Regions from separate parts of the Mus musculus genome. Here region 1 is linked to region 2. Evidence: chromatin loops called from intact Hi-C (ENCODE). Cell type or tissue: left cerebral cortex. All regions are shown on one strand. Each heading gives the region's core, and the rest is flanking DNA. Links, peaks and the distances in the headings are about the cores only. Region 1 overlaps Myo10 (myosin X). Region 2 overlaps Retreg1 (reticulophagy regulator 1).

Region 1 (10,866 bases), core at 1,237-9,236, 230 kb before region 2:
GCAGTCAGTGTGAGCACAGGGCATTTGCACAGCCTCACTTGGGACAGATCAGCAGTACCCAGCCATGATCCTGACATGAACTGACAGAAGGCTGTGTGGCTGAGTATCATCTGCTGACTCATTTGGTGTCTGATTAGCGCCTTGTCAGGTTGTACCGAGAGAGACATTACAGACCCCGGATGCAGAGAGCTGACCTGGGGTCAGCAAACTGCAGCCTAGTATAATATCCTGCAGTTTTGTTTTGGTTTGTTTTCAGTTGGAGATACAGCTCAGTGGTAAAATGCTTGCTTAGCATTTTCAAGGTCTAAAGTACCATGCATACACTTGTGTACACACACACACATATACACCTGCACACACACAAATTACACTTAAGTATATATGCCTTTAGTTTTTAGCCCTGCTTCCAGCCTGTAGCTCAGCAAGGGTCATCACCCTCCATTTTCAGAGTTCTTCACCCGCCTCCTTCAGCGTTCTTCATAAATAATTTCCTTGGGACCCTGCCATGCTTGCTTGTGCTGTTTCTGGCAACTTTTAGACAACAGAAGCAGCACTGAGTAGTTTCAGCAGGGACCGCATGCTCTGAAAGCTGACAATAGCATCTGGCCCTTTACGGCCCTGCCTGTCACACCCTTGGTCTATCCTGACTCTGTTTAACAGTTGGAGAAGATCTGGAAGATGTTAAATAAATTACCTCCAGGCCATGGTGCAAACATGTGGAAGGCCCAGCATCCAGGGCTTTTCAGATCCTAGATGGGGGGGTCTCTTCTGTACATCTCCCGGGCACTGCTGTAGCCAAGTTCATTTGTCAGAGCTGAGCCATGTGGTCCCCTTAGCTGTGCAGCTTCCTCTCCCTGCATAGCTAACCATCTTCTTAGTCTCTCTCATTCTAGAGGATGTTCAGGAGAAGCCCGTCTCAGCAAGTGTTTAGAAAAGCCAACTCTTCTTTAAATAAACAGAGTCAGGCTGGACCCTCCCTGGGCTGCAGATTCCTTCCATTTGTGTGTATTAGCGTTGGCCCTGAGTGATGCCCTCTTGTCCTCTGTCCACAGCCCAATCATGGAAGCATTTGGCAATGCGAAGACAGTATACAACAACAACTCCAGTCGCTTCGGGAAGTTTGTTCAGCTGAACATCTGCCAGCAGGGAAACATTCAGGGAGGAAGAATTGTAGATTGTATCCTGTTTCGTTTCATGGCTGGCTTTGTATTTGGCCCTGACAGTGAGAACTTTGTTCTCTTACTGTAAGGGGCCCAAAAGAACGTGAAATACTTGTTTCTCTAGCTCAAGGGTTCTTTTCTCTTTAATATCATTGCATCTGGCCTGTTAGTTACTTTACAAGGTAAATGATCATTTTTCCTTTGGAAATGTCTCAGATTATGCCCATAGTCTAGATTCATCGCTTATTATCTGATTTCTGTTGCTATAATGTGATGTCTGACGGGATACTTGATAGGAAAAAAAAAGTATTTATCAAGTTTTGCCTTTTAAAAAAAAATAGCCGTAAACCAGAAAGTAGTGATACATACCTTTAGTCCCAGCACTTGGGAGGCAGAGGCAGACAGGTCTCTGTGTTTGAGGCTAGCCTAGTCTACAAAGTGAGTGCAAGAACAACCAGGGCTATACACAGAAATATAAACAAACAAACAAATAAAAAAATAAAGATTAAAGCAGCTTTATCTTAGGTCACCGTTTAGGCTAAGATATTAATAAGTCAAGTATTCTGGCTCTGGTACAAGCCATCTTGCTCCGTTGTAGCATGGTGGTTAGCGTCCTAGATGGCCGGCGGGGGCATGCCTGAGAGGTCACATGCCAAGAAGTTAGAGGAAGAGAGAACCTGACTGGGCGGACTCCACCCTTGACTGTCTCAAGAAACTGACATGCTTGTAAGATCAGCATTAGCATAACTATAGTAACAGTGACCTAGCCACCTTCTCTTGGGCCTCACCTTGTGTGAGGGCTCTTCCACATGGCCCCTTGGGGCTACATTTAAGCCATGTCTGCCCTGGAGCAGCACTAGAACCAAGCACTAGTGTTCAGTTGGGCACCATGACATTGGGCCTGGGTTTAGGTGACGTGGGCTTTGCTTGTTTGGTGTCATTTGGCACCAGTAGCAGCAACGCAGACAGATGAGTGAGCCACAACTCAAGCAACCAGGCCAGCACACTGCTCCCCACCCCCACCTCCATGCCACCAGTATCTGTTTTCTTCCTTGACCTTCCATTACTTCTCGAATGAAGATTTATTAGAAAAAGTAAGTACTCATGGCTCAGTTTTCCTATAATGACAGTTTTCAGAGATTGTTTTGTATTAAGTGATAAAAACATTTATATATATATATATAAATTTGGTTTCTCCTCACAGAACCGAGTAGTGAGGCAGAATCCCGGGGAGAGGAATTATCACATATTCTATGCACTGCTGGCAGGGCTGGACCAGGGAGAGCGAGGTGAGTGACGAACAGGTTCAGCAGAGACAGGGGGGTGGCAGCTTGTCTCCTGCTCAAAACACACTGTAGATGGCACCTCAGCAGTCCGTGATGTCCACCAGTTGCAGTAAAATGTGTGAGTGCAGCGGGTGTACCAGAGATGCCGGCTGAGGTCATCTGAGGATCACCCCAGCACAGGGGAAAAACTAGCAGCAGAGAAACCTCAAACTATTTGTAATCTTAGTACACTTTGAATGTAACGGATATTTGTGAGACATATATAATGTAATGCAAGCAGCTTTATTTCTGTGTGTGTGTGTGCACATGTTTATCTGTGTTTTCTCTGTACATACACATGTGTCTGTATTTTTGTATGCACGCATGTAAACTAGTGAGTTCCCATGTTTGTGCATAGAGGCCAGAAGGTGATGTCAGAGGCACCCCCATTGCTCTCTGCATTACCTTTGGAGCCAGGATCTCTCACTGAACCTGGACCTTGCCATTGAGTCTGTGCTGGTTGGCCAGCGAGCCTGGCGTTACAAACTCACTACCCCATATGATATATTCTTTTAATCATTTATTTTTGCTTCATGTGCACTGGTGTTTGAGGGACTCAGATTCCTTGGAACGGCAGCTGCAGAGGGTTGGGAGCCGCCACGTGGTTGCTGGGAATTGAACTCACGTCCTAGGGAAGAGCAGCCAGTACTCTTAACCACTGAGCCATCTCCCTAGGCAAAGGTTATACTTTTAAAACACACCTAGGTGACAGTCATTTCTAAGTGTGTGCTTATTTTCCTTTATTGTCCTACTAGAGGATAGCCTGAGAGCTTCTGTGTCCTAAGCGAGCCCTCCCACTTAACCATCCCTAACCGAAATGCTTGGCTTTTAGAAGAAAACAATAAAGCAAGAGTCTCGTTAATGGGTTCTCTATGGTTCTGCTTACTTTAATGAAGTTTTTATTTCCCTGGGATTTCTAAAAAGTAGCTCTACCAGCATCTTAGTGTGTGGTCATTTGGGATATAGACTTGGGTGTGTGCTCTAGTTATTAAAACCAGAATAGAGTCTTCAGTGTACTCAGGTAAATTACAGTGATGTCTTCTGAATTTTGTCAGCTATACCAGCCGGGCACTGATGTCGCATCTTTCTTTGTCTTTCTGTAGAAGAATTTTATTTATCTTTGCCAGAAAACTACCATTACTTGAATCAGTCTGGGTGTACGGAAGACAAGACGATCAGCGACCAGGAATCCTTCAGACAAGTTATCGTAAGTTCAGTTTTAAAAATGTTCTCCTGATAAGAGTAGGAGTTTCATTTTTGCTCTTAAAAAAAAGGGTTGTTTTTTTTTTTTTTTTTTTTTTTTTTTTTTTTGGTAAGGAAAACAGAAATAACTACGTTTGAAAGAACACATAAGAACAGTTATTTCTTTTCCTGTAAGTCAGAGGGAAGCCTGCTTTCTGGGCTAGAGGGGAATCCTAGGTATCCTTCAAACATGATGAGTGACAGCGTCAATCAGGACAGAGGTGTGGCTCACTTGGAACAGCATGTTCAGAATCAGTGTCCTCCACTCTTAAAAACAAGACTCATAGAGCCCCAGGCTTTGCCCTACCCCACCCCCCACCCCTAGCCACAGTTCTCCAGTTTTGAGTCTGTAGGTAGGATTTCTTTTGAAAAATAGTTCCCTTAGCCGTGGGACAAGGTTACCACTGGTGCTGACTCATGGTGGCAACAGTTGCTAGTGTCCCTCAGTTTCACAATGCCTCAGGACACTGTGACTTGCATTGAATGAGCCTGGTCAGCGTACTCTGCGAACAGCCTATCTGAGTATGGCTGGAGGTCACGTGGTGGGCTGTGTCTTTGCCAGAGTCCTCAGCTTTAGAGTACAATATGTCCAGGGTTGACTCATGTAACTATATCTAATCAGGTATAAATATAGCAGACACAAGCGCATGCATCCCTGTCTATCCACTGCTCACGGTCTCATACTTAACTGTCAGCAGAGGGAAAACGTGTTGTCAGGTTTTTAAATGTACTCATCTATTCAGGCCTTTTTTTTTCCCTGTTGCTGTTTCCTAAACAGTACAGTGTAACGGTTATGTATATATACTGCATTGGGCACTATAAGTAATTTGGAGATAAGGTATAGAGAGGATGTACATAGGCATGTACACCTATTTCTGAGGTATTTGAACATTCTCAGATTGTAATGCCTACAGGGTGCCTGGAACCAGTCCCTGTGCATACCAAGGGGTGCTCACACTTCCTGTCCTAAACATTACATGGATTTAGCTCTGCTCCTAATGGCCATGCCAGCTCATTAGAATGGTGTCTTCTGGGAGACTTGCAGAGCTGATGAACAGCCTGCCCTTAACCTACACATGTCTTCCTGCTTTCAAGACTCTTTAGACTTGTCATTTTAAGTCATTCAAAGGTCAGAAACTCTCTGATCGTTCAGTATGTGGTGTCTTCATCAATAAGGTCTCCACATCCAGGGTTGGTGTGTAACCAAGGGCAACAGTAGTAGCCTATACAGTTCAGGGAACTTCTACCCAACAGGTGACAGACAAATACCAAATCATTGATTTCAAATCAGCTATCAATCACACATAAATTTTCCCCATCCCATGTATATAATCTGGTTTGAAGTTGGAAACTGAATTCAAGTGGGGAATGTGGCTAATGCCTACAATCCTAGTACTTGGGAGACTGAGGCAGGAGGCTTGCCCTGAGTGTAAAGTCAGCCTAATATACAGACTTAGATCCTGTCTCAAAAAAACAAAGGAAAGCAGAAAGGGGGAAAAATGGAATTCAAAGCAGACGAGGCGGTGATGTGATTTTCTTTCCTTCTGCATCTCTGTTCAAAGCCACACAAATGTCCAGAGCAGTGCAGAGTGGTCCATCTGTGTCTCTGTCTCTGTCTGTTCCAGCTGTCTCTGACACTGACTGTCACTATTCTATCTGTCCTCGGTTATCAGGATCAAAACTGGGGCTCCACACACACAAGGTCAGGGCTCTGTGTCTGGCACCCCCTGAAGAGAATACTCTATGTATATACCTCAGAGGGGAGGGGTCTAGGAACCTAGAAGGCAGGTGGCTTTGTACTGGGAAAAGTGTGAGTCCAGAACAGGATGAAGAAAGACAGCTTATAGCACAGTTGTCTCCCAGCCCCTGTGGGGTACTAGTGAGAGAAAGCTGGATTTTGTGACGTCTTCTTTTAAAATATCATATTAACCCCAGATCTCTGAGTCCTGTATTGCCAAAGGTAACCAACTTCAGATAGAAAATACTTCTAAAGAAGAGAAAGAAGGTTGCATCTACAAAATCCGTGCAGCATCAGAACTGCTGTTTATGTAGCATATGCCCTGTGTCTGGTAATCTAGAGGTGGTGAAGGCCAGGCACAGTGACAAATGCCTGTGATGTCAGCATTGAGGAGGCTGGGGCGTGGTGACTGATGCAAATTTGAGGCCAGCCTGGGCTGCTTAGTGAGCGCAAAGCCAGCCTGGGATACAGAACAAAACCTTGCCTATAAGTAAAGTATTCAGAATGACCACATGGGTCCTATGCAAAAGCCACGCAGTTTTAAATGCAGAGCTAGGTTTTTGTTTATCTCCTGGGACTCCTAGCACTAGAGCCCCAGAAAGAACTGGGGTTTAAGTAGTCCCTTCATTCTTTTCTGGACTCTCACTTTGCCACAGCAAACCCTTCTTTTCTCTCCCAAATCAAGAAGCATGCGTTGAAATTAGCAACCCTCTTTATTCTTGAGGAATCAGGGGAAAGAGATGTCCTTGGGAGTTTCTTCTTGTGTTTATGCCCATTTCTGGAAGCTGAAGGAAAACCATTTGTTATTAAAAGATACTGTTGTTATAGACAGGTAATTATCTAGTTTAGCCTTGCTGCAGGTCCCACTCCCAGAGAGCCGCGGCCACCAGGGAGCATGGCCTGAGAGGGTGTTGGGTACTGGCCGCTCTTCTAGGGGCATCGTTTCCCCCCACAAAATGGTTCCCTTCTGTTGGCCCCAAGCCAGTTCAGACAGTTTGTCTTTCTTAATGTCAGTGTTTCAGATTTACAGTTACATTGAAGTAACAATTGTTGGCATTTGAAATCCGATCTTAGGACAAAATGATATATCACGTTAAAATGCAGGAAATTTATATATGAAATGGACATAATGTTCCTGACTAATATATTCTAGTTGCACATTCTCCTTATGGATATCCTTATAGACCTGTAAATATTCAACATACAACTACTTATTAGGTTTAGCCCTCCATAAGTATTAATAAAAGTGTTAGGTGATTTTACTAACATCCCAAATGTGACATTTTCCTATTATTTAATCATTTAGTTTTATTCTTGGGAGTTCTAAGCAAGGCTTAAAAAAAAAAAATAGCCGGGCTTGGTGGCGCACACCTTTAATCCCAGCACTCGGGAGGCAGAATCAGGCGGATTTCTGAGTTCGAGGCCAGCCTGGTCTACAGAGTGAGTTCCAGGACAGCCAGGGCTACACAGAGAAACCCTGTCTCCAAAAACAAAAATTAAATAAATAAATAAATAAATAAATAAGAGTCCAACTTTGACAGAGGAAGAGGAAATCTCTTCCTTCCTGGAAACAGCAAGGTTTCGCTCCTCTCAAACTTATGAGAATTAGGGATTGGTATTTAAGGTAATTTATTAGACACATAGCTAAGACCCCTGCTAGCAACTAAAACACATGGTCAAGAATAACATTTAGAAACACTGAAAACTTTCTTATGTAAGAAACGAGGGGGGCAGGAGACAGGAATAGGCACTACTCATATTAGAAGTTATTTTACATATCATATTCTTATGGCCATAGAAGTGGAGACAAAACAATAAATGTTTCAGAGTGTTAGTTTACATGGCACAATTCTACGGTTTTATTTTGTTCTATGCCATTTTCTTTGTTTTTTTTTTGTTTGTTTGTTTTTGTTTTGTTGTTCTTGTTTTTGTTTTTTGAGACAGGGTTTCTCTGTGTAGCCCTGGCTGTCCTGGAACTCACTCTGTAGACCAGGCCTCGAACTCAGAAATCTGCCTGCCTCTGCCTCCCGAGTGCTGGGATTAAAGATGTGCGCCACCACCGCCCAGCTCTATGCCATTTTCTGAGTGCTGTGTTTTCATAAGGGACGTACAGTCTTCTTAATGACCACATGATTATTGTTTGGGAGGGCACCTGCTTTTCCATGGACTGCAAACAATGAGTGTATGCTCAGTGTCATAGCCCGCTTTAATATAGCCTTCAAAATTGCACCATAAAATTTTTGGCTGAGATTTGAAAGCTATTTCAAGTCAGAAGTAACAACTAATTTATTTTACTGCCTCCATCTGGCCCCCTAGGTTGGGGACTCACGAATGTGTGTGAAAGTGGCAAGGACTTTGATGCGTGAAGGTCTGTTTGGTTCTCTGACTTCCCAAACACTGCATACATGCCCAGCATCCTTGGCTGTAGACCACTGCTAAGATTTCTAGGCCTCATAGACCTCAGTGCATATACACAGTGGTTTTGAGTGGCGCGTGGCCGTGTGTGTGTGTGTGTGTGTGTGTGTGTGTGTGTGTGTGTGTGTGTAAGTTCATGCTACATGAGTCAGACTGTATTACTTTTTCAAACAAGTTTTTTTTTTTTTTTCTCTTTGAATCTTGGAAAACTTGGGACTTGTTGACCCAGAGAACAGATAAAGGGTTAGAAATGGTGCTGATTTGGTAGCATCTTTGTCAGGCATGCACAGAGCCCGAGCTCAGTGCCAGCACTGAACCATGTAAACCATGTGTGGTGGCACTCACCTAGATTTCTATGAGGAGGTTGAGGCAGGAGGATTACGAAGTCAAGGTCCAAGCCAGCCTGTGCCACTCACATGACCCTGGCCTCAAAAACCAACCAAAGCAGAATAAGAAGTGGAAGAGACTCTGGGGAGATAAGGGGTTGATTCTCGAATGGCCCTGCAGAGGGAGTATGTCAGCTTCCTAGCTGAGGATACTGAAGCACGGGGAAGTTTTCAAAGCCCAGATCAGGGGTGTTTTTGAAATAACGATCCCTTATGCAGGGACCCGCAGCAAGGAGGAGGAGGAGGCAGCGAGTGGGTAGCAGACAGAGAGCCTTGTAGTACTTCCCGTGAGAACACTGGTGCGTGCCAACGCTTCTGCAGAAATTCTCCTTGTAGGGCATATATGCAGCAGTGTCCTTCCTTGATGCCTTTCTTACTTTATTTAGCCAGCTGCAACTTGACACAGAGAACCCCACTTTGATTCTAACAGCCTCCAATCAACATAAACTAATGTCATCCATGAAATAGTTTCATATAACATATGTAAAACATAATGTGACATTACTTAACACACTGCATTCAAAGTACCTGTTGTTTCTGCGTGTCCCCTTGCCTCTCCGGCTTCTATAAAGACAGCAGTGTTTGTTGTGCTTTAATATTGGAGGAGAAAAGCATCCTACTCATGCTGTGAAGGCAGGGATTCCTAAGCTACTTAGTAACATAAGCAAGAGGCTGGCTGTGTCACACACGTGTGGCCATCTACTGAAGGCAATCTTCACTTCTGGTTTTTTATTATTATTATTACCATTATTTTCTTGGACATGGAACATTGTTAAAGTCAGTGGTTATGCATCAGTGTTTTATTCTTCTTGTCTTTAGAGCCGTACCTAATAGTGTAACTTAGTCATGGGCGGGTTTTCCTTTTCTTCTAGACGGCAATGGAAGTCATGCAATTCAGCAAGGAGGAAGTTCGGGAAGTTTTGAGGTTGCTGGCGGGAATTCTGCATCTCGGCAACATAGAGTTTATCACTGCTGGAGGGGCGCAGATTCCCTTCAAAACAGGTGAGGTGATGCCTGAGCCCCACCCTGACCCCTGATCACCAACCCTGTCTCCCCTTCAGTGCTTTCCTTACAAGAGACTAGACCCAGAAAATTGGCACCCAGTCTTTTACAGAAGGTTTTCTGGCTCCTAGAGTAGAGCTACAGATTTCCCCCATCCTTTGGTACCGGGGCTTGAACCCAGGGTCTCACCCCCTCAGGCATGCTAAGCACTTACGTCAGCTCAGGAGCTGTGGAGCTCCACCTGTGTGATGTCAAGTGTCAGGGCAAGAGTCCAAGGTGCCAGACCTGGGCTTGGGCTCTGTTCTTGTTCTTACTGAGAAGGGAAATGGGCCAATAAGTAGACATATGAGCAGCAAGTGTTTGATACAGGAAAGCGTGGTGCTATCACCCTTTGCCTTGGTTTTCAGAGTTATCCAGAGGGGTTCATAGCTGTACTGGAAGCTGTGCCTCCTGCTAGTTATCCATTTGCACTGTGACTGCCTTTACTTTAAACGTATAAAATGTCAGCTGAAGTACTTTAAATATATATATATATATAATATTTTTATACATAATTTATATATAATGTAATTTTTTAGAAAGGTATCTGATAGAACCAATAAATCTTGTTGCAGAAATTGGGTACCGGGTGTGTTTGGGATCAAAATAACTCTCCAGGAGCCTGGTTTCTCCTGGTCAGTGTTTCAATGTTTATTGTGTTTGATTCCCACGTAGTTTCTATCAATGTCTTAGGAGCCTAAAAAGTCTTTGTTAAAGAGGGAGAAATGGCTTAGGAATTGAGAGATGGGTGGCTTTTGGAGAGGATCTGTGTTTTGCACTCTGTTTCTAGAGGAACCAGCACCCTCTTCTGGTGTCCTCAGGCAGTGCACTGCTAGTTAACCGTGCAGTCACCTCTCTCTGTCTTTCTCTCTGTCTCCTGTGTGTGTGTGTGTGTGTGTGTGTGTGTGTGTGTTTCTCTCTGTGTCTCTGTCTCTCTGAACAGAACCTTTGCATATGTGGTAATGTTTGTTCATATTTACTGCATTAAGAGCTATGCAGTGAGTTTAGGTATGGTAGTACAGGTCTGATGCCAGCACACGGGTAATGGTGCATTGCCAGTGATCCTAGGCTACAGAGCAAAGCTACTGCCAAGCCAGGCAACCAAGCATAAGACCGTCTCTTAGCAACAAAAAAACCCCCAAGAAACAGAGAGGAAATGTGGCTCAGCCAATAAAGCGCTTGCTCTGGATTGTATTGTAGATGTATCCATTGATTGAATTTGGGTACCACGCGATCGGTTGTTCCCAAAATTTTGACCATCTGTGGTTTTCTGTAATAAAGCAGAAGGACTCAGTGCCTGGGCAAGGTGGTGCCTGTGACCTTGAGATGCTGGAGAGCTCTGTGACTGTTTTCACGGTGGCCCTCAGGTGGCTTTGCTCCTACCCTTCCCTGACCAGAGCAAAAGCTCCTAAGAGGGCATCACAGAACATCACAGAGCATCTTACCAAACTGAATTTAAAAGCTGATATAAGCCATTAGGAGTACTTGCTGCTCTTGCAGAGGACCCAGATTGGAGTCCTCGAACCCACAGGAGGAGGATCACAACCCCTCAGCCTCTG
Region 2 (10,866 bases), core at 937-8,936:
AGATCCTCTCCTGTCAGCTAATGGAATTCAGGTAACTCCTCACAGGCATCCTGGGAAGTCCTTCTCCCAGGGTGACTCCTGGCTGTGTCCTGTTGATAATTAAAACTAACCATAACATCATCAAAAAGTAACTCAAAGCATAGCGTCCCTAACAGAGGGATGATGGGGATCTCTCCCGGTTTCTTTTGTATATTGTTTATTTAAAATAATTAGTGCTCATTTAAAAAGAAGTGGCTTTCTTTTGCTCAGCAAGCCCCATTAGTCTTATGTGGCTGTGTTTGCATTCCCAAAGACTCATTACCTCTGTAGCCTTCACCTAAGGGTCCAGGTTCCCGAGAAGTTTAGGATAAAAATGTTTACCACCCTGTAAAATGGATCTACGTGCTTGTGTGGAGACACTGCTTGGGATGGCCAGGCTCAGTAAAAGGACGCTCCACCGTAGTTCTATTGGCCAGGCTCAATAAAAGGACGCTCCACCGTAGTTCTATTGGCCAGGCTCAGTAAAAGGACGCTCCACCGTAGTTCTATTGGCCAGGCTCAGTAAAAGGACGCTCCACCGTAGTTCTATTGGCCAGGCTCAGTAAAAGGACGCTCCACCGTAGTTCTTCTGTGGTTCTGGATGCTTCTCACCCAGGAAAAGTAAATGACTGGGCTACATCAGAAAGCCATTTCTCTGTATTACTTTTTTTTTTTCTAATCTCATTGATATAAGCAACATATTGCATACAAACAGAACGTAGAAGGATTATTTGTCAGCTGTGTATTTGTGCATCGGTATGTGCCTGTGCACAAGACAGAAGGCATCTAAAGTCATTTTACTACTGGGCATGGCCAGTAAACAGTGCCCCCCGTGGAGAAGAGGAATAGGTAGATCTCCCGCATCTGAGAGCTGTGATGGGTGGGCACATACACAGCAGCATCCTTTTGCATCTCTGGTATCTTGAAAGTGATTTCCTCAAAGTGCCTTTGGCTAAGCAGATGATCTCCAGTACACTGCTTGACATTTTACACACACGCACATAAATTGCAGGTGGCAGTCATTAAATTCCCCTGCACACCGCCGGCAGAAACTTGAGCCAGCCGATTACTCCAGTGGCAAAGATAAGTGTCTGTCACCCACAGGTAAGAATGAAGGACTGTGATGAGCAGGAGCCTGTCACTGGTATGGTTCAGCCTAGACTGCCCCCATCCTCTTTTGGTATACTGTATTCCCTTTCGTTTATGAATACACATTTTTAAAAGGGAGGCTTCTGCAGCAAATTAATAGTGTGTGTGGAAATGAGGCAGTAGAGGGCCTCTTTAATTGTGCCTTCCACACCGCCAAATTCATACTGCACCCATTTAACCCTCATGCTGCCCGTGGGTACTGCATTATGCTAATTTACCATTAACACCTGCACCATCTACACCATATCAAGTTTTTTTCAAAATATACACGAGTTTAGCAGAGCAGAGATACCCCGTTGAGAATGCAGTTGATTTTATGCCCAGTAGGGTGTGGTCATTTGGCATGGATATATTCTTTTCATAGCTGCTAATTATTTCATTCAACTGATGGCTTACCTACAGAAAGAAACAAATAAGTACACTCTTTAAAGAAAGGCTCAAGGCATGAATGTGACCTACAGTCAAACGGTCCACCGTGTTGGTTAGTAGCTGATACCTGTGCAATGCAGGAGAGTCATCAAGTTTTTTTTCCAGAACCCATGTTATCCTTCTTTATCATATACATCACAATTAATTTTCTTTTGTATTAATTAATGATTAATTAATTAATTGGCCTTTGTATTAGACACAAGTTGGAATGACTCGGCAATTCTGTCAGTTTGGGCTCAGACCCAGTGTCATTAGTCTAATCTCTAAAGAGCAAAATCAGGAATTATGTTGTCCATTGATCGTTTTTCAATTCTAAGAAACATATTCTTTTAAAAAAAAATTGTCACCAGTTTCATACCTCTAAACCTAAGATCCAAAAACCAGGGAATGGACATTTACTTCTGAGCCCAAGTGCAATAAATCCTGGACTGTAATTTGCTGGAAACTACAGATCAAATAGAATTCGAAGTTGGCATACTCCCTCCACAATAACAGGTTGCTTTCCGTGAAGCCTGGTTCTTGACTCTGATTTTTATCTGCCCTTTGAGGATAGAGTGGAAGTCTTTTCCTGCTTCGGGACAGACAGGGAAGTGATTGAATCAAATCTTGGCGTTGGTATTCAAGAAGGACGGGCCTCTTAGTCTTCCACATGTCTCCATTGAGTGCTTGCTTGCCTTATACTTGGGAAGGTCATTTCCTTGCTTGGGACCTTGTCTTATAGAGCCTAGTTATTAGACACTAACAAAGGCAGAAAAGTTGAAAATGGCTGGTGTCTTATCCTCAGGCACGTCAAAAGAATCTCCCAGCTAGCAGAAGAAAGCATCCTTCTAGATGGTGGATTAGATAATCGTGTCTCCCTGTCCCAAAGTGGCACTGCTTAGTTTGAGATACATGGGGGAAGGACAGTCTCAAGGACTGGCCAATTCCTGTTCCTTTTCAAACTAGGGAGGGAGGGAGGGAGGGAGGGAGGGAGGGAGGGAGGGAGGGAGGGAGGGAGGGGTGTGTGTGCATGCATGCATGATTGTGTGTAAGTGTACATGTTTGTGTGCGTGTTCGTGTATGAGGGGTCTAAACAGAACACTAAGTTGCCCAAAGAAGGTGGGGCTCAGCTTCTGTGGGTAAGAAAAACAGGCACGGAGCTGGCGCCTCTTTGTCCCTGTCCCTGGGAGAAGGTGCTCCTTGCCTAATTGGTCTGAGAAAGTGAGAGACCGCTCTGAGCACTCTGTAATTGTTTAATCTCTTGCTTGCTTGTTTAATCCTCCAGTTGACACATCCCATTTGCTTCGTCATGGCTCTAATTCTGTGTGTGGAGAGAGACATTTCCCTGTCCTTATTTTGTTCCTCTCCCTACACATATTCACTCATAGAGGGCATAGCAAGTCTCCAGGGGATTAAGAAAAAATTCCGACACGTTACACTAAGAAATGGTAAAGTGTGTAACCAGATATTGACTGACCTTTCTAAGAAAAATTCAACAGGAATTAGCATCAACAGATGGTCACCAGCAGTGAGCATGAGACCCTGAGTCACTCGCTGAGAATGAAAGGTCTCTAGGCCAAAACGTATTTATAGGTGTGAGGGCTGCACCAGCTGTTTGTCACAGTTGCTAGGTGACAAGTTATTACAAATCTTTTTTTAAAAGCTTGTTACATTGGACGATGACATGGCTAACTTTCTGAAAAATACTGTTTAGCTTCGATTTATGTATACTTCCTATCTCTAATAAAATCACACTGTGAAACAGTCTCCCATAGTGCTCTGCCAGGAATCTTCTAAGTATGTTTGAATGTGATTATTGGATCACGAATTCACACATGACTATGGAAAATCTACAAAGTTACCAGAGAAGTGTGTGTGAGGCAAGCACTGGAACAAGCGAGCTCTGTCCCCAGGCCTTTCTGCTTGTCTCAGAGAGCTCAGAAGAGAGTCCACAACATTTTTAATGTGATTTAAAATCCAATGGGGAGTGAGCATTACAAGGATCATAAACCATCACAGTGGAATTTCTGCATGAAGACAATAGAAAAAGCATGGCTTCCAGTAACAGATCTCCTGAGCCCCATTTTCTCTGGGGGTAAAATGGAGACTGGCACACCAGTCCTGACTCGCAGGGTGCTGTGGTGACTTGTTGAGAGAACAAGGATCACGTAGTGATGATCTGAGACAGTGCTTGCCGATGAAGCCCTTAGCAGACCGCAGTCAGGGCCGTCCGTCATTATACAGAAGGATATAATTTAGTCTGAGCAGCTGGCCCCAGACTGTAGGATGGCTACTGGGAACTGCATAGAAACTGCTACTGTGCTTGAAAGAGAGAAGAGGCCCAAGTTTGGCCTAGAACCAGGGCTGCTCTTTACCTGTCTCTATTTTGACTCATTTCGTCGTAGTTAGGGATGGATGCCCTCTGCCATTCGTCTCTGAAGTGATCTGTATGTTCCAGTGTGGACCGTGTACTTCCTGTGCCGGTCACTCCTGTTCCATGTGACCTTGAGCCACACAGATAAAGAATCTAGACTTCAACTTCCTCGGCAGTAACCTGGAATATAATAAATCAGACATGATCACTAAAATGAGGTTATTGAGTTTCTAAGTGTCGGAAGAGTCCCTGTCCCCTGGAAGGTGTTGTCTGCTCATGACACTCTGGACTTGAAATGGGTTTCTCTGTTTATCTGAATCATTATTCAATCTCCCTGGCTCTTTTCAACTTAAAAAAAAAGTTACCTAAATAAAAAGTCTTGCTAATCTGTGTAATCTTATTCTACAATTATTTTTAATAATTGTCTGCCTCATAATTTAAAATGTATAGTTTTCAGTTATTTTAGCTTAAAATGTGTTAGTTCTTTATTTTGTTACAAATGGCAGAAATAAAACTGAAAAACAGCTTTATGAAAAGGAAATTGGCCTTAGTCTGTAGATGGCCTTGCTGTGTACATTGCTTCTTGGTTTTAGCAGTACTAAGAATTCAAACTGGACCTTCAAGATTCATTTATATTCTAGTCCCTCCCCCAACACACATAACATACAGCACACACACACACACACACACACACACACACACACACACTTGGTTTTTCCTGTCCCTCTCTTTCCCATCTCTTTGGTAATTATCTCCTTTAACAAGTTAAAAATATGTGAAAATATTAAAAATGTTTTGTTTTGAAAAATAGTCTTCACTTTTAAATAGACTTTGCACTTTGGGACAGTCTATAGCCACACAGCAACAAGTTTATCCTACCCTGTCCACAGCAATGAAAACATTTTGTATTTAACAAGTTTGTCTCTCTTATCCAACCCCCTTAGTTTACAAATTAATTTTTCTCTAGTAGCTTGAGATTAAAAGCTATTTCTAACATGTCACTTTCATGTGTGAAGTCTCTCTCCCTCTCTCTCTCTGTCTCTCTGTCTCTCTGTGTGTGTGTGTGTGTGTATACATGTGCCATGTGGGCATGGGTGTGTTCTCAGGCACTACGTGGTCATGTGTCATCTCGCTGGTTGAGGGCTATGCCTCCTCACTTGAAGTCTCTGGAGTTAGGAACAGTAACAGTAAGCACACTTGCTGTAGACTCAGTGGACTATGAGAAGCGAAGTGCCCACAAGAGATCTTACTTTTTGAAAATGACACTAAGACTCACTTGTTTCGGTATTCGTGTTGTTGGTCAAACCCTAGCTAGCACATCTCCCCGCTTTCAGATAGACAGTTTATTTTTTTTTTCCATTTTTATTAGGTATTTAGCTCATTTACATTTCCAATGCTATACCAAAAGTCCCCCATATCCACCCACCCCCACTCCCCTGCCCACCCACTCCCCCTTTTTGGCCCTGGCGTTCCCCTGTACTGGGGCATATAAAGTTTGCCTGTCCAATGGGTCTCTCTTTCCAGAGATGGCCGACTAGGCCATCTTTTGATATATATGCAGCTAGAGTCAAGAGCTCCGGGGTACTGGTTAGTTCATAATGTTGTTCCACCTATAGGGTTGCAGATCCCTTTAGCTCCTTGGCTACTTTCTCTAGCTCCGACAGTTTATTTTTAAAGAGCGTTGACTCTCATGTTTCCTGATCTTAGAGAACCCCCTAATGGAGAATACTGTGTCCTACACTGTGAAGCCACAGACAGCGCACGAGAATTCCATCAGGTTAAATGTTAGACTGCAGCCAGCACTTTTTACTGGGCATGATAGCACATGCTATAATTCCAGCACTCTGCAAGTAGAAGTCTGAGAATCAAGAGTAGTAGGCTAGCCTTAGCTACATAGCAAGTTCAAGGCCATCTTGGACTACATGGCATCTTGATTCAGAAACCAAACAAACAAACAAACAAACAAACCAGCAACAAACAAACACACCCCCTCAAACCTTGCTTTGGATAACTTTATATTTTTAAAGATTATATGTTTTGTGTGAGTCTGTGTACATGACTGTAGTTATCCAAAGAGGCTAGAGGTGTTGGATCCCCTCTGGCTCTGGAATTTCAGGCCTGTGTGAGCTGCATGAGGGGGCCATTCTTGAAGCTAAGCTTTGGTCTAGGGAAGCGCAGTGCATGCTTTTAACTGGCGAGCTATCTCTCCAGCCCTGATAACTATCATCTTAAAGGAAAAGAAGTACAAAATAACGCAAAGACACGCACAAAAGTTTTCGTTTTTTAAAAAATTCGATTCAGACCTATTTGACTTTTTGAAATCTACTGAACAACTGAATCTGGGAGGCCCTTTGGGAGCCTGGTTGTAAAAGTTGCCCTCAGGACCAGGGCAGAGCTTAGTTCAGAGATGATTCATTTTCTTGGCTGTTGAGCCAAGACCCCACTGGGTGCTCTATCAATGACTGTGGATATTGAGGTTTTTCTAGTTGAGTTGAGGACATGGAGGCTTCTTCGCACAGACACTGCTCTTTCTATGCGTTCATTACAGCCCTTTCCTGCTGTCTGAGTTTCTCATGCAGGCACACCTATCAATCCTCTGCTGAAAATGTCAGGGGATTCCCCTGCGGACCTACTAAGTGCACTCTCTCTATTCATCTACTCTCGGGCCTGGGACTCCTCACTCTTGGGTCAGCTCAGGGAGATGACAGATCCCACCTGGGTGGCTCCTCTCTGCTCTGGCTTCTGGAAATTGTAAAGGCAGTGAGCTAGGCAATTGTAAGAGTCTTGGTGCGTTCTCTCTCTCTCTCTCTCTGTCTCTCTCTCTCTTGCCTAATGAGTAAATCTAGCCCCTGACATACCATCTTGCCCTGGCAAATATCTCTGTCTATTTTTTAAAATAGTACTTCCACATATTTTGCTTACAGTGACTCTTAGGGTAAGAAACACATGGTGCAGAGTGCCTGGATCACTTATTCTTGCAAGTTTCTGAGCTTCCCCTAAACTGTTCCACCAGGATCTTCTCAAGTGAGGTCCAGGCCCATTTCAGTAGCCTGGGAGCCAGACACCACCAATGAAAAACTCCAAAGGGTGGACTTCCGTACAGCATGCACATGACTAGTTACAGTTTACCAGGACAGGGAGACAGAAAAGCAAGGATATTGGCCTAAAATTCAATTCAAAGCTCCTTCCTGTTGATAAAGGGGCTGCTTGTCCCAGGAGCCATCATATTATGTTTACAGTCCATAAATTCTTCAGCTGTTGACAAAGGAGTTTGGGGCTAAAGGTTGATCAATACCTTGCTAAAAAGACTAAAGAAAACTTAAGTAAATGGCATTGAGATTGATCTAGCTGTCTGTCTGTCTATCTATCTATCTATCTATCTATCTATCTATCTATCCTGAGAGAGAGGAAGATTTGCAGATTCTGGAGCCAAGCCTCTCTGAAAGCTAGACTGGCTACAAGGGGACTGGGACCTGTGCAGTGACATAAACTCCTAGGACTAAAGGCATGAGGGCCCCAAGAAACTGAAGCTGGTAGGATCCAATGGTGATGCTTCGGTGGACCTTCTCTAGTGGCCACAGTGTACCACTGGCTCACTGTTAAGAAACACCAAGTTGGGAGGGAGTCATGACACTACTTTGTTTTGAACCTGGAGTTTGCATGTCCTGTCTGAAAGCAAGGAAGAAATATTAACAATTACACTGGTGGTAACTAAATTTTCTCCCTTAGAGGAACTTTCATCATAGATGGTGTGTGGTGTTTGGTTAAGAACTTGGTAAAATCTAGAACTGTTTTGAAGGCTAAAGTGTATTTCACTTCCCTGTATGATGGTGGGGCCTTGCTGTGCGTATCAGCTACTGCAAGGATGATAAGACAGCCAGAGGGAAAAGACATCTCCCAGACTTTGTCCAGGATTCACAGAGATTACTACTCTGCTATTATGTTTCCCAGGCTTTCTAGGGAAACCTAGAGTTTTGTGATGGAGCAACAAGTGGCGTGCAGACGTCACTTGTCCTAACCCCCAGAACTACGCATGGGTCTTAGTTTCCGCTGAGTATTTGGATTCTGCACATGACATGCTCTGCTTTCCTGGAAAGGCTTGGGCTTGAATGAACCCACACTGGTGTTGGTCAATCGCAGTTCTTTTTTTCTTCATTCTAGGAAGAAGAGAAACAAGGAATGTTCCCTATTCTCAATAATAACGTGTTTTCTTTTTAAAGGGTAGCAGTGAATTTATTTGTTGTTTGAAGGTTACATTGTTTAAGTTCAATGGAATTGGAAGGCATGAATCTTGTTCTTAGGTCTTGACTCTGTCCCTAAGTAGGTGAGACAACTTGGGTGTGTTTAAATGTTCTCCATCTACAACATGAAGGAATGGGAAAAACTGACATTAGGTCTGACCTCACTCCAAATTGTAGAATTCTGTTACCCATAAAAATATGGTGACATAAATTAATGGTTGACTCACTTGAAGACTATAGAGATGCATATTCCTATAACAATCACTGTTTCATTTGTTTCTAAAAATTTTATCTTTATGTGTATGGGTGTTTTGCCTGTATGTATATCTGTGGACTGCACACATGCATACATGTGGAGGTTAAAAGAAGTCGTTGGTCCCTGGAACTGGAACTAAAGATAGTTATGAGCTGCTGTGCTGGGAACCAAACCTGAGTCCTCTGAAAGAGGGACACGTGCTTCTCACTGCTAAGCCATCTCTCCAGCTCCTCACTATAGCATTTTCAACAATTATATTGCAGTGATCAATTCTTTTGAGTCCATGGTCCATAAATGTGAAGGGATACCCTTTCTTAATCTCCAAATTCATATTTTATATTCAAGTCCTATCTCTATTTGGCACAATCGGAAAACATTTGTTCTTGTCTTCAACATTCATTACATTTTCCAAAATCATTTGTTTAGACACTAATTTCAATCTGCATACACTGTATTTCTGTTCAGAATTATAACAATTCAGTTGTCAGTGAGAATTATTTGCTTTGCCAATATCAAAGCTGCAAATAATGGGATGTGTCGTTTTAAAAACATTACCTGAGATATTTCTCAAGGTGGAGAAACATCAGGGAAAATCAGTTACAAATTGAGTATTTTCTTCCCAGCAAATGATACAATCTGTAGACATTTATAGGAAAACAGTAGCATTGGTATTCAAGCTGTAGAAGTAATTAATGTATTCATCACAATGAAAGGCACCAAGGGGAAAATTGATCGTATTTTATTGAAAATGTGAATACATTAGCAGATAATGTTCACTTGACATCCATCAAAAAGTCCTTAACATGAACTTGTAGGGAGAATTGATTATTATACTAACATTAACATTTCCAATGTTAGGGCATTACTTACTAAATAAAATATATGATGTCATCCTTGAGACAGAAATCCTAAAAGTAGCCTTCAGAGCAAAGTTCTAGCATCTAAACAAAGTAGCGTGTGTGTGTGTGTGTGTGTGTGTGTGTGTGTGTGTGTGTGTGTGTTACTGGGGAAAGATACTTCAGAAGCACAGGGAGTACTGGGCTGGTGAGGTGTCTCAGCAAATAAAGACATTTGATGCAGAACCCTTGGCAACCTGAGGCTAATCCTCAGAATGCACTAAACGGTGGAAGAGAGAACACACTTTGCAGAGTTAACCTCTGACTTCTGGTCATACTCCGTGGCATGTTTACATGTGTGACACAGCATGTATCCACATGCATACTAATTTTGTTTTCAAAATTAAAAAGGGGTATAGTAAGACACCATTGAATTAACATTTTTCTAGAGTTGGCCAGCTACTGCATATATTGAGACCATACTGTTGGTGTTATTAATCATTCTATGTCTAATATCCCTGGTTCTTTCAATGTGCTGTGACTTCTTATTCTTAGGGTTTAAGTTTTCAACAAGTGCTGCAAGGCCCAACATGAGCTATTCCTGGTTCCTGTCAGCTTCACTTGTCGTTCTCCTCCTGATTCATGTTTCTGGCACCACACTGCAAGGCTGGACAGGGTAGAGCCTATTCTAGGCCTCTCTATATTCCCCTGTTCTAGGGCTTCTCTATATCCTGTGATGCTCTATAGTCAGCCCTTGGGGTAAAGTACTAATTCATCCCAGATCTGAGCTAAAACAATGAGTTCTTCAGGAACTATGTCCCAGAGCTCCAGCCCTGGCCTCCCTAATGTTTCCCATGTTGGAGTCACATAACTACTTCTGTAACTAGTTGCTTCTGTCAGCATCTAAGCGTTTTGAGTTGGGTATCTGGCTGGTTAGCTCTCTGAACTCAGAGCATAATAAGGCCCACAGTAATCTTCAAGGAATATGTGCTGAAGCTATGACTGTTTGGTGGTTGGACACTGTTGTTGGTGTTATTGTTATTGTCGCTGATGTTCAATTACATTTTTTTCTCTCTTTAGCTGGGAAGTCATCAATTCCAAGCCAGATGAAAGAGCCAGACTGAGCCAGTGCATTGCAGAATCATGGATGAATTTCAGCATGTTTCTTCAAGAAATGTCTCTTTTTAAACAGCAGAGTCCTGGCAAGGCAAGTTTTTAAATACTCAATGTAACTTGGGAACAAATGAGGTGACCTGTTTTAGCTGGGAAAGACTCTCTAGATTGAACATACTAGACGTGGCTCAGACATGGTCACATGTGAAACTCTTAAGTATTTGTATATTATAGAGATTTACTTAGCCCACTACTTAGAAGGAATTGAGATGGGGTTTTGCCGTATTGAAAACCAACAGGAAATGAAAAGGGGTGTTGTTATTAAGAACTTAGTTTATCATCTGTGACCTGGTTCTGAAATGAAAGGCAGTCGAGGTAAACCGTCCTTATAGGGGTTAGGGGCAACTGAGTCTCACTTGTAGTCTAAAAATGTAGTTGAGATTCTGTTTTGGTTTATTGTAAGGACACTTG

What was found. A loop is a pair of places that touch in the nucleus more often than their neighbours do. Peaks named below come from ENCODE experiments on the same cell type or tissue, not always from the same donor. Only the 100,000 strongest peaks of a DNase experiment are listed, where the experiment ranks them.
Region 1: a loop joins it to region 2, with 5 times the contacts of the local background. A loop is called at or near these places in 9 of 42 quality-filtered maps.

What each region holds. Positions count from the first base shown.
Region 1 is chr15:25,722,832-25,733,697 of GRCm38, forward strand. It overlaps Myo10 (myosin X), which reads left to right. Exons shown (of 41, transcript NM_019472.2): 6 at 1,053-1,177; 7 at 2,241-2,254; 8 at 2,365-2,449; 9 at 3,589-3,692; 10 at 9,139-9,268. Among named protein-coding and RNA genes, the nearest start is that of Myo10, 110 kb to the left of the region's middle. In left cerebral cortex, for the core only: a CTCF peak has its summit at 8,381; DNase peaks (open chromatin) are centred at 4,296 and 8,449.
Region 2 is chr15:25,953,862-25,964,727 of GRCm38, forward strand. It overlaps Retreg1 (reticulophagy regulator 1), which reads left to right. Exons shown (of 9, transcript NM_001034851.2): 4 at 10,363-10,489. Among named protein-coding and RNA genes, the nearest start is that of Mir7212, 11 kb to the left of the region's middle. In left cerebral cortex, for the core only: CTCF peaks have their summits at 1,456 and 5,696; a DNase peak (open chromatin) is centred at 5,677.